Regions from separate parts of the Homo sapiens genome. Here region 1 is linked to region 2. A link is a contact called in ENCODE Hi-C or POLR2A ChIA-PET data. All regions are on one chromosome and are shown on one strand. Each heading gives the region's core, a stretch centred on a gene start or an enhancer-like site at or near the end of the contact. The rest is flanking DNA. Distances are from core to core; before and after follow the strand shown.

Region 1 (4,090 bases), core at 157-2,656, 83 kb before region 2:
CACTTTGACATTGAAGTTCTTTTTCTGTAGTAGATACTGTATATTTTAACTGTGAATTTGCAGTGAATGGATCCATATTCAGACCATTAACCTACTGGGATTCTCTTTGTTTTGTTTCTGTATTAAAGGATCGGGTGATAGGATTTCATATTCTTGGACCAAACGCCGGTGAGGTTACCCAAGGATTTGCAGCTGCAATGAAATGTGGGCTCACAAAACAGCTACTTGATGACACCATTGGAATTCACCCCACATGTGGGGAGGTAGGAAACAGGAGGTTTTAAAAATTGGCTTCAGTTGATGTAGTTTGAAAAACTATTATAAAGCACTTGTCAGAAAGATGTCATATTAGTAACTGATTTGTATATTTTTAAATTTATTTTATTTCATTTTATTTTTTTCAGACAGGGTCTCACTCTGTCATCGAGGCTAGAGTGCAGTAGCATGATCTTGACTCACTGCAACCTCCACCTCCCAGGTGCAAGTGATTCTCCCGCCTCAGCCTCCTGAGTAGCTGGGACTACAGGTGTGCACCACCATGCCTGGCTAATTTTTGTATTTTTAGTAGAGATGGGGTTTCACCATGTTGGCCAGGGTGGTCTCGAACTTCTGACCTAAAGTGATCCACCTGCCTCAGCCTCCCAAAGTACTGGGATTACAGGCATGAGCCACCATGCCTGGCCAGATTTGTATATTTTAAAGAATAGCATAAATATAATATTCAGAATGTGTTTTTTTAAAACAATACTAACATCTAAATATGTATTTGTTTTCTTTCTCTTGAACAGGTGTTCACGACTTTGGAAATCACAAAGTCGTCAGGACTAGACATCACTCAGAAAGGCTGCTGAGGCTAGGCCTGCTGCTGTTTAGTTCTCCTTGTCATATTCTCATTTCTCTCAAAGATAAGAATGCTCTCGGATAAAATGAGCCTGTGCTCATGACAGCTGCTCTGTTACTCAGGGACCAGTGCAGGGCTGTCTTACGACACTTAGATGAGAAAGTAGACAAGGAAAGAGGACAGCAGTGGGCATCTGCCTTGTGGTCTTGCTGACAGCGAGAAGCAGTGGGACTGCTTCCTTGACGCCTTAGCTTGGAGCCCCGTTATGAGGTGAGCCAAGGCTGACTCTCGCAAGCCAGGACTGAGCTTCCCTCGGAAAGACCTTTGAGTGGCACCATTCACCTAAGTTAGCTTTTCTGGTCGCTATTGTTTTTATCCCCTTTGCTTTGTTGTTTCTGTGAAAATATATTTTCAGTTAAGAAATGCTATAAAGTAGTGGTTTTCTAGTGCGTGGGCCTAGAATTCACACATGCTCACTGGTGAACAGTGTCTGTGGGCTGCTGTGGGCTGCATTTGGATAGCTGTCTGCATTAGCAGGAAGCTGTACACACTGTGTAGGGTTAGTCATCTCTTTTCTTTTTTGAGGCACATTTAACCTACTGTCAAAACGCTGACTCATGCTTCACCCTCACACTCACTACTTGGTGGTGATAACCTTGAAGCTATTCTCCCCTAATTAATATCTCGAGACTGAGCAAAATATCTCATGTAAGATAAAAGTACTTGAATTGCTTTTTCATGTTCATCTTAATAGTATTATTTCCAAAAGTTTTTAATACTGTATTATGTGAAATCTAACTAATTTATCTGTGAAATAATTCCATCACAGTCTGTTTAATGATGATAAAGTTCCATAAATGAATACAGGTAATATTAAGTGGTTGCATGGGAATTTACAAACATGTCAGCATTTCAGAGGTCCTTCAAGACAGAGGCCCATCCAAGGTCCTTTTGGAAAACCTCTGTGTTCTTGAGTATGCCACACAGTAGTCAATGCAAGGCTCTTTTAGGCCACTTGCTCTCATGAGCCACACTAGCTGTTTAGCTTAAGATTGGATAGGCTGGGGTCACAATTTCTAGCCATTTGTCTTAAAAGACAAATGTTAAGCTAACAGTTAGGAACACTGTTTGTAGACAGGCATTTTGTTACCCTCTTTGGAGGCAGGGAATGGAGCAGTGGGGGAGTGGGGCTGGGAACCCAAAGAAAACTGACATAGGACCTAGTTATGGAGTGGCTTTTTTATTTGGGAGAAAAAAATGTGTCTAAAAGGTGTAAAGTATGGTGTGGTAATTGCTATCCATGTGGCAGAAACAGTGCAGTGGGAAGCCGAGGGAGATGTTATTAATTTCTATTGGCTGTGGGGCAGGGGTAGGGTAATTGAACAGAGTTTAATAAAAGTAGCTGTATTTGAGCTGAATTGCAGGAGATAAAAGGATTAGATTAGAAGCAATATGGAGAGGGTGTGATTAATGCTTTCAACAGACTTGATTTAAATACTTGATAAAATATATTTTTAATAATTTTGTTACTGTATTGCTGAGTGCCACACACACACAGAGCCAGCAGAATCCCAAATGAAGCAAAACCAAAAACCCTGGAAGCCTTCAACTCCTGCTTTGCACTGAGCATGGGGCAAAAAAAAACGAAATCCCAGGCTTGCATGGGTGGAATTTCTAATAGGAAACCTTTGTATAAAGCTGGAAGCCCAATGGGCTGTACTCCAGTGCAAAGTTGAGTGGGAAGCAGACTGCCTCATAGAGAGAGGCAGCAGAGAAGCCTGTGTTCTCACTGATGTCGGTGGAAAGAAGCAATCCATCTTAAGCATTTGTAACCACTGTCCAGGTTACAGACCATTGGAACGGCTAATTATCTTTCTTTTGCAAGGAGGGGAGGATGCTTACATATAAACCTATCTGTGTTGGCTTCCTTTCACCTTTTTATTTTCCTCTCTGTCTCTTCTCCCTCTTTTTTCCTCTTTTTCCTCTCCTGGGGTAAATATGGTACCTATATATTGATGAGAGACTAATTTTACCTGGAAGATAAAACTAGTATGCATCAAATAACATACAGATGTATATAGATCTGCAAGAAATAATTGATAGTGTCTGTTATAGTGGAGATTTTAACATACTTCAGTAATTTATTAGGTCAGACACACAAAAAAATCAGTAAAGACTTATTTTTGAGTAGCAGAATTAACAAGCTCAACTCAAAGATTGTACCCAATATGAAAGCACACTCATTTCAAGCATGCATGGAATATTTATGGAGTTTGCCTTGTGCTAGGCCATAAAGGCTAGGCTTAAGAAATTTCAAAAGGCTAGTGTCGTATAGGCATTGGCAAGAGGATTTCAGCGGTGGGACTAACTAGAAACCCAAAGACCTTAAACTCCATATAGCATGATGGAAAGTAGAGGGAGGAGTTGGTGTGAGGGAAGTGAGGGGTTAGTGGGAGAACAAGCTGGAGAGTTGGTAGAACCAGGAGCTGCTTCACAGGAAGCAGAGAGCAATAGAAAGTTCCTAGGCTTTGAAGAATGATAAACTTGGGAATGCCTGGTCTCATGACTTACTAGATGTGTGATAGGATAAATTGCTTAAATTTTCTTATTCATTTATTAAGTATGGACAGTATTACCTGTCTCACAGACTTAAAGAATTGAACAACATTTATTAAGTTGTTAATATAGCACTTTGGATGGAAAATCTTGGCTTCTGTGATGATAAGTAGGGTCCCATTAAGGAAAGCTCTTGTGGACACTCAACAGTACAACCAGTAGGCAGGCAGACAGGAAGAAGGGGGACAAATTGCTGCTCTTGCAGACTTTCACTGTGGAAGGGAGCCTCCAGGTTGGCCGCCAAATTGGATCTCCACCAATGGGAAATCACACCTTTGTATAATCCCCGCCTGTTAGACCAGGGCTGGTCTGTGTGGCCAGTAGCATATGGCAGGAGTGATGGTATGTCCCTGCCACGATTAGGTCATGAAGAGATTGCAGCTTAAGTTTTGGTCACCCTCATGCACTCTCTCAGGTCACTTGTTTTGCGAGAAGGCAGCTATCATGTTTTGATGACGCTCAGGAATCCTATGGAGAGGCCCATATGGTGAAGAACTGAAGTCTCCAACCAACAGTCAGCAAGAAACTGAGGTCTGCCAATGTCTGTGTGAACGAGCTTGGAAATGAATGCTACTCCAGTCAAGCCATCCCTGGGCCAGCAGCTTGATAGTAACCTCTTGAGAGACTTTGAAC
Region 2 (4,228 bases), core at 421-2,920:
GTGTCCCACGGAGACATGGGGACGCAGACACTCCATGCAGTCACTCAAAGATGTATGCTCCTTTGCAGACACTCCCCGGGACCCAGGCACTCAGGTGTCCTCTAACATCCCACGCTGAGCCCTGAGGGGCCAGTAGCCACCAAGTTCTGCCCTGTCTTAGTACTGGGTAAACATCTGTCTACTGAATGACTCGGTGGACAGAGGCTGTGGCAGCCACAGACACTGAGTCCACACCCCAGACTGCCAGGAGATTGTCTGCTCAACACCACCAGACAGCTCACAGAAGGGGTTGTGGGGGTGCTGGAAAGAGACACCCCAGCCCTATCCCATGGGCTTGGGGAGGCATCCAGGTCTGACCTGCTGTGTCTGGACACACAAGGGGCAAGGGGCAGTGTGAGGGTCAGGGGGAGTGGGCAGAGGCCTCCCCAGGCCCTGATATCCTCAAGTCTTGGGCCACTCCCACCCCCACTGCCCAACATCCCCGCCCACCCTGGACCTAGTTACTTACTCCCTGGGACTGTGTCTGCCAGGTTCCAAGGGTGGGGCCCAGGATTCTCAGAGCCCACACTGGGGGTGGGGAGGCGGACTGAGTCGTCCCACCCAGCACGCATACCACATACAAGGAAAGGCAAACAGCCCTGAGGTCAGGAGACCCGGGCGCTGGCTGGGCCCCTCCAGTCCCAAGTAGATTGTATAGCCAGCACGTTGCCACCACACCTGTCTCCCCACTCTCTGGCCCGCTTCAGATTGTGTGAAATGGGTTGATGGGAGGCTTCACATGAGCTGAGGAGAGACTCAGAGCAAAGACTCAGCACCGGTGGAGCCCAGGGCACTCAGCTCTGCGGAGTCATGACTAACTGCCTCAGTTTCCCCAGCCAGACCACGAGTGGGTGCACAGGAGTCCCAAGCCCTACCCAGTGTGGATTTCAGGGTGGAGCAGGGAGTGGCACCCACTGCACAGTAGGACAACCAAGGGACCGGACCGAGTGGCCCAAGCTTCCCCTCCTATGCGCATGCGCCCAGCAGCGCTCATGTCCAGGGGCCGTGGGGTGCGCAGGGGAAGGGGGTGAAGGTAAGGGAGATGGCCTTCCCGGATTGGCCAATTGTCCTCTACCCCCCACAACTGACCCCGGTCTCCAGGCACCGGCTGTGGGACTCAAAACAGTCACCGCTCTGGGAGTGGGGAGGTAACTCCGGAGGAGGAGCAAGAGCCTTTGCTCGCGGGGGCGTCTAGAGCCTTTCTGTGCCTCACCAGCGCCCCTGCCCGCCACCCCTAGCCCCAGCCAGGAAGGAGACAACAGGTGTCCCCCGCGCTGTCGAGGGGTCAGGCCGCGGTGGAAAGCGCGAGGAGCCAGGTTTGGTTGGGGGTGCGCGGCTCGGCCGGCGGGCACTCACCCGGGCGCAGGGAGCGGGGCGCGGCGCATAGGAGCAGGAGCGCGGCGCCCAGACAGGCGGCCGCCAGCACGCGCCGCCGGCAGCAGCGCCTCCCCATGCTGTGCCGGGCGCGCGGCGGAGGACAGTCCGCTGGATACGGCTGGGGGCGGAGTTGCACTGGCCCAGGACCCGGCCCCGGCAGCGCAGCGCCTACCAAGACGCGCGGCGCGGCGCAGGGCAGGGGAGCACGGCAGCTGGACCCCAGCCCCACCAGCCCCTGCGAGTCGCTGGGGACTGAGGAGGCGGGACACGGTGGGGCCGCAAGCCCGCTCCTCTTTTCGTGCCCCCACCCTCACCCAATGGAATGGGGCCGAAGTCCAGGGCGCTAGGGCGGAGACTGATTGGGGAAGCCCCTCGCCTCTGGGCCCCGCCCCTAGGGTTTGCCCAGGGGTGCCATTATCCACCCAAGGCCAAGAGGCATTGTCGCGGTGGCGTGCCCCACCCCGGGCGGTGTCCCCTTGCCTTTTTGCTGCCTTAGATGCCAGGGGCCCAAGGGCTGATCTGGGATGAACCAAGGAGCCTAGTAGAGCGTTGCCCTGTCCATGGCTCTCCGGGACCCCCGCCCTCAGTAAGAGGCCTAAGAGTGTCCCTCCCTCCCCGACCCAAGGCTACCCTGCAGCCTTGCTTTCCTCCAGGGTCTCCAGGTCCTGCCTGAATCTAGCTCATGCAGGTGGCACTAGCCTTTGCACAGAGAGGTAGGGTCTCAGCTTACATCCCCCGGGGAATGGAGCTTGTGCCTCATCGTGTCACCCACAACTTCTCTGGGCACCACGTGAGCTCTGAGGACTTGCCAGGGACTGTGTGTGTGTGTGTGTGTGTGTGTGTGTGTGTGTGTGTTGGGGGGTGGAGGGGGCGAGGTGAGAGTAAAGTCCAGCCTTTGAAAGACACACACATCCAGCTAGCCCTGTGGGCAGGAGCCCACGTCTAACCGCAGGGTCTTGCTGCCCAGAAGTCAGGCTAGCAGGGAACGGGAGGGTGCAGCTGGCACTGGGTGCGCGGATGAGTGCGTTGGAAACAACATTTAGCAGTGTGAGTGCATGGGATAGGGTACTACATTACACTGTAGGTTTTTTTTGGAGTTTTTTGTATAAATGTAAGGGACACAAGTGCAGGTTTGTTACATGGAGATATGCAGTGGTGAGGTCTGGGCTTTCCGTGTAACCATCACCTAAATAATGTCCATTGTACCCATTAAGTAATTCCTCATCCCTCCCACCTCGCTCACTCTCCTACCCTTCCAAGTCTCCAGTGTCTATTATTCCACACTCGAAGCTCCAGTTGTTAAACTGTTCTTGAAAAATGTGGTGACTCCAAACCCACCTGGTGCCGCTTACTGCTGTGGGAGATTAGGAAATTAACTGCACCTCTCTGTTTCCCATTTTCCTGTACGGGGGGATAATCCTAAACCTCAGTGCTGTGAAGATTAAATGAGATACAGGAAATGTTTGCAACAGTGTCTGGCACTCAGTGAGTGCCAGGTAAGTATTTGATATTAGTAATTAATTTGTTTATGGTTACTGCCTGTTTCTGGCAAGTGGCTGGTTTCTGTTAAAGTGGTGAAATAAAAATTTCTCCCTACTATATTTATTTAAGTTGTGGAAGATCTATTTAAGGAAGAATATTAAGCAAATAATAGTTCTGCTGGTTTTGAGATACAGCTTTAAATGGTGATGATGTTCTCAAAGGACAGGGGTGGGAGTCCAGACTCACAGTAAGCTAGAAGCTTCTTATCATGACTTTTCTGGCCTTGGGGAACCTCTAGCCCACCCCCAGACTGGCCCAGGACCCAGGGATTCCAGGTCATCTGCATTCCCTGCCGGACCTAACTCGCATCCAAAGGTGCCTTCCAAATTTCCCCAGACCGGCATTCCCTGGCCTCACTGCCAGCCTGGAATCCTCAGCGCGCTTTGCCCTTATATGCTGCCACCTGGTGGCCAAAGTTGGGAATAACATCTCAGCCCTTCATCCGGAGATGTCCCTGGAAATGGGGTCCCTGGAGAAAGGAAGAGATGGTCTTGGGTCTTGGGGTGGGAGGGTGCAGATGCCTGGCTAGACGCCCGGGGCCTAGGGAGCTTCCCTGCGAAGACGCCCTCTCCCAGGGACTCGCATTCATTCATTCATTCGACAGATACAGAACACCCACTCCGTGCTGAGGCCTGGGTGGAGAGGGTGAGACCCATGCAGTGTCTGCCCTCACAGCATTTCCATTACAGATTGGAAGCACGGAAAATCAGGATAGAGAGATAGAGCGGTGAATGCTGCTGTGAAGAAAACACAGCGGGTACCAGGATGAAAAGTGTGTCCGGTGCAAGGAGGGTGCCGGGGCAGGCCTGGGGGAGGTGGCATTGGAGCAGAGATGTGACTCCAGGGAGCAGAAGCCAGCAGGTACCATTGCAAAGGCCCTGAGGTGATGTTCCAGTTGCTGTTGCTAGGTAACAAACTGCCCTAAAATTTGGCCGCTTAAGACAACCATTTAAATTTTGCTCACAATTTTGTGTATTGGGAATTGGGGCATGGGCTTGGCTGAGTGCTCATGGGAGTCTCAGGCTGCCACAGTCAGAAGGCAGCTGGCACTGCATCACTGGGAGGCTCACCCAGGCCCAGTGTCCCACTGGCTCACACTGGCAGGTGGTGTCCGTCTGGAAGCTCTGCTGGGCAGCGATCCAAGGATCCCCTCAGGGCACCCTTCATTCTGGGGGCCTCCTGGGGCACCCTCCAGCCCTCGGGGCACCCTCTGGCCTGGGGTCCTCCTGGGGGCAGCCTCCATTCTGGGGGTCTCCTTGGGCCACCCTCT

What was found. A loop is a pair of places that touch in the nucleus more often than their neighbours do. ChIA-PET counts read pairs that join two places held with the same protein, here RNA polymerase II (POLR2A). Pooled maps may share reads with other maps.
Region 1: a map of posterior cingulate gyrus shows a loop between it and region 2 (5-fold over the local background). The contact joins the enhancer-like site here to the promoter of CHST13 in region 2. A Hi-C loop is called at or near these places in 3 of 168 maps with a recorded cell type or tissue (Calu3, natural killer cell and posterior cingulate gyrus) and 10 of 50 pooled maps. POLR2A ChIA-PET finds 5 or more read pairs at or near these places in 1 of 52 experiments (H1).

Annotation. Positions count from the first base shown.
Region 1 is chr3:126,604,672-126,608,761 of GRCh38, reverse strand. TXNRD3 (thioredoxin reductase 3) reads left to right here. Exons shown (of 16, transcript NM_052883.3): 15 at 129-263; 16 at 789-1,712. The coding sequence ends at 857. It overlaps LOC105374090 (a long non-coding RNA gene), which reads right to left. Exons shown (of 3, transcript XR_924455.2): 3 at 1,222-4,090. Among named protein-coding and RNA genes, the nearest start is that of C3orf22, 48 kb to the right of the region's middle. Within about 2 kb of position 1,406, at least 5 of the 41 ENCODE cell types and tissues checked have a DNase peak (open chromatin) inside an H3K27ac peak, as active enhancers do; they include natural killer cell, where a contact is called at or near this core.
Region 2 is chr3:126,521,597-126,525,824 of GRCh38, reverse strand. CHST13 (carbohydrate sulfotransferase 13) reads right to left here and starts at 1,670. Exons shown (of 3, transcript NM_152889.3): 1 at 1,396-1,670. The coding sequence starts at 1,492. RefSeq lists enhancers at 283-783, 784-1,284, 1,345-1,845, 1,846-2,346.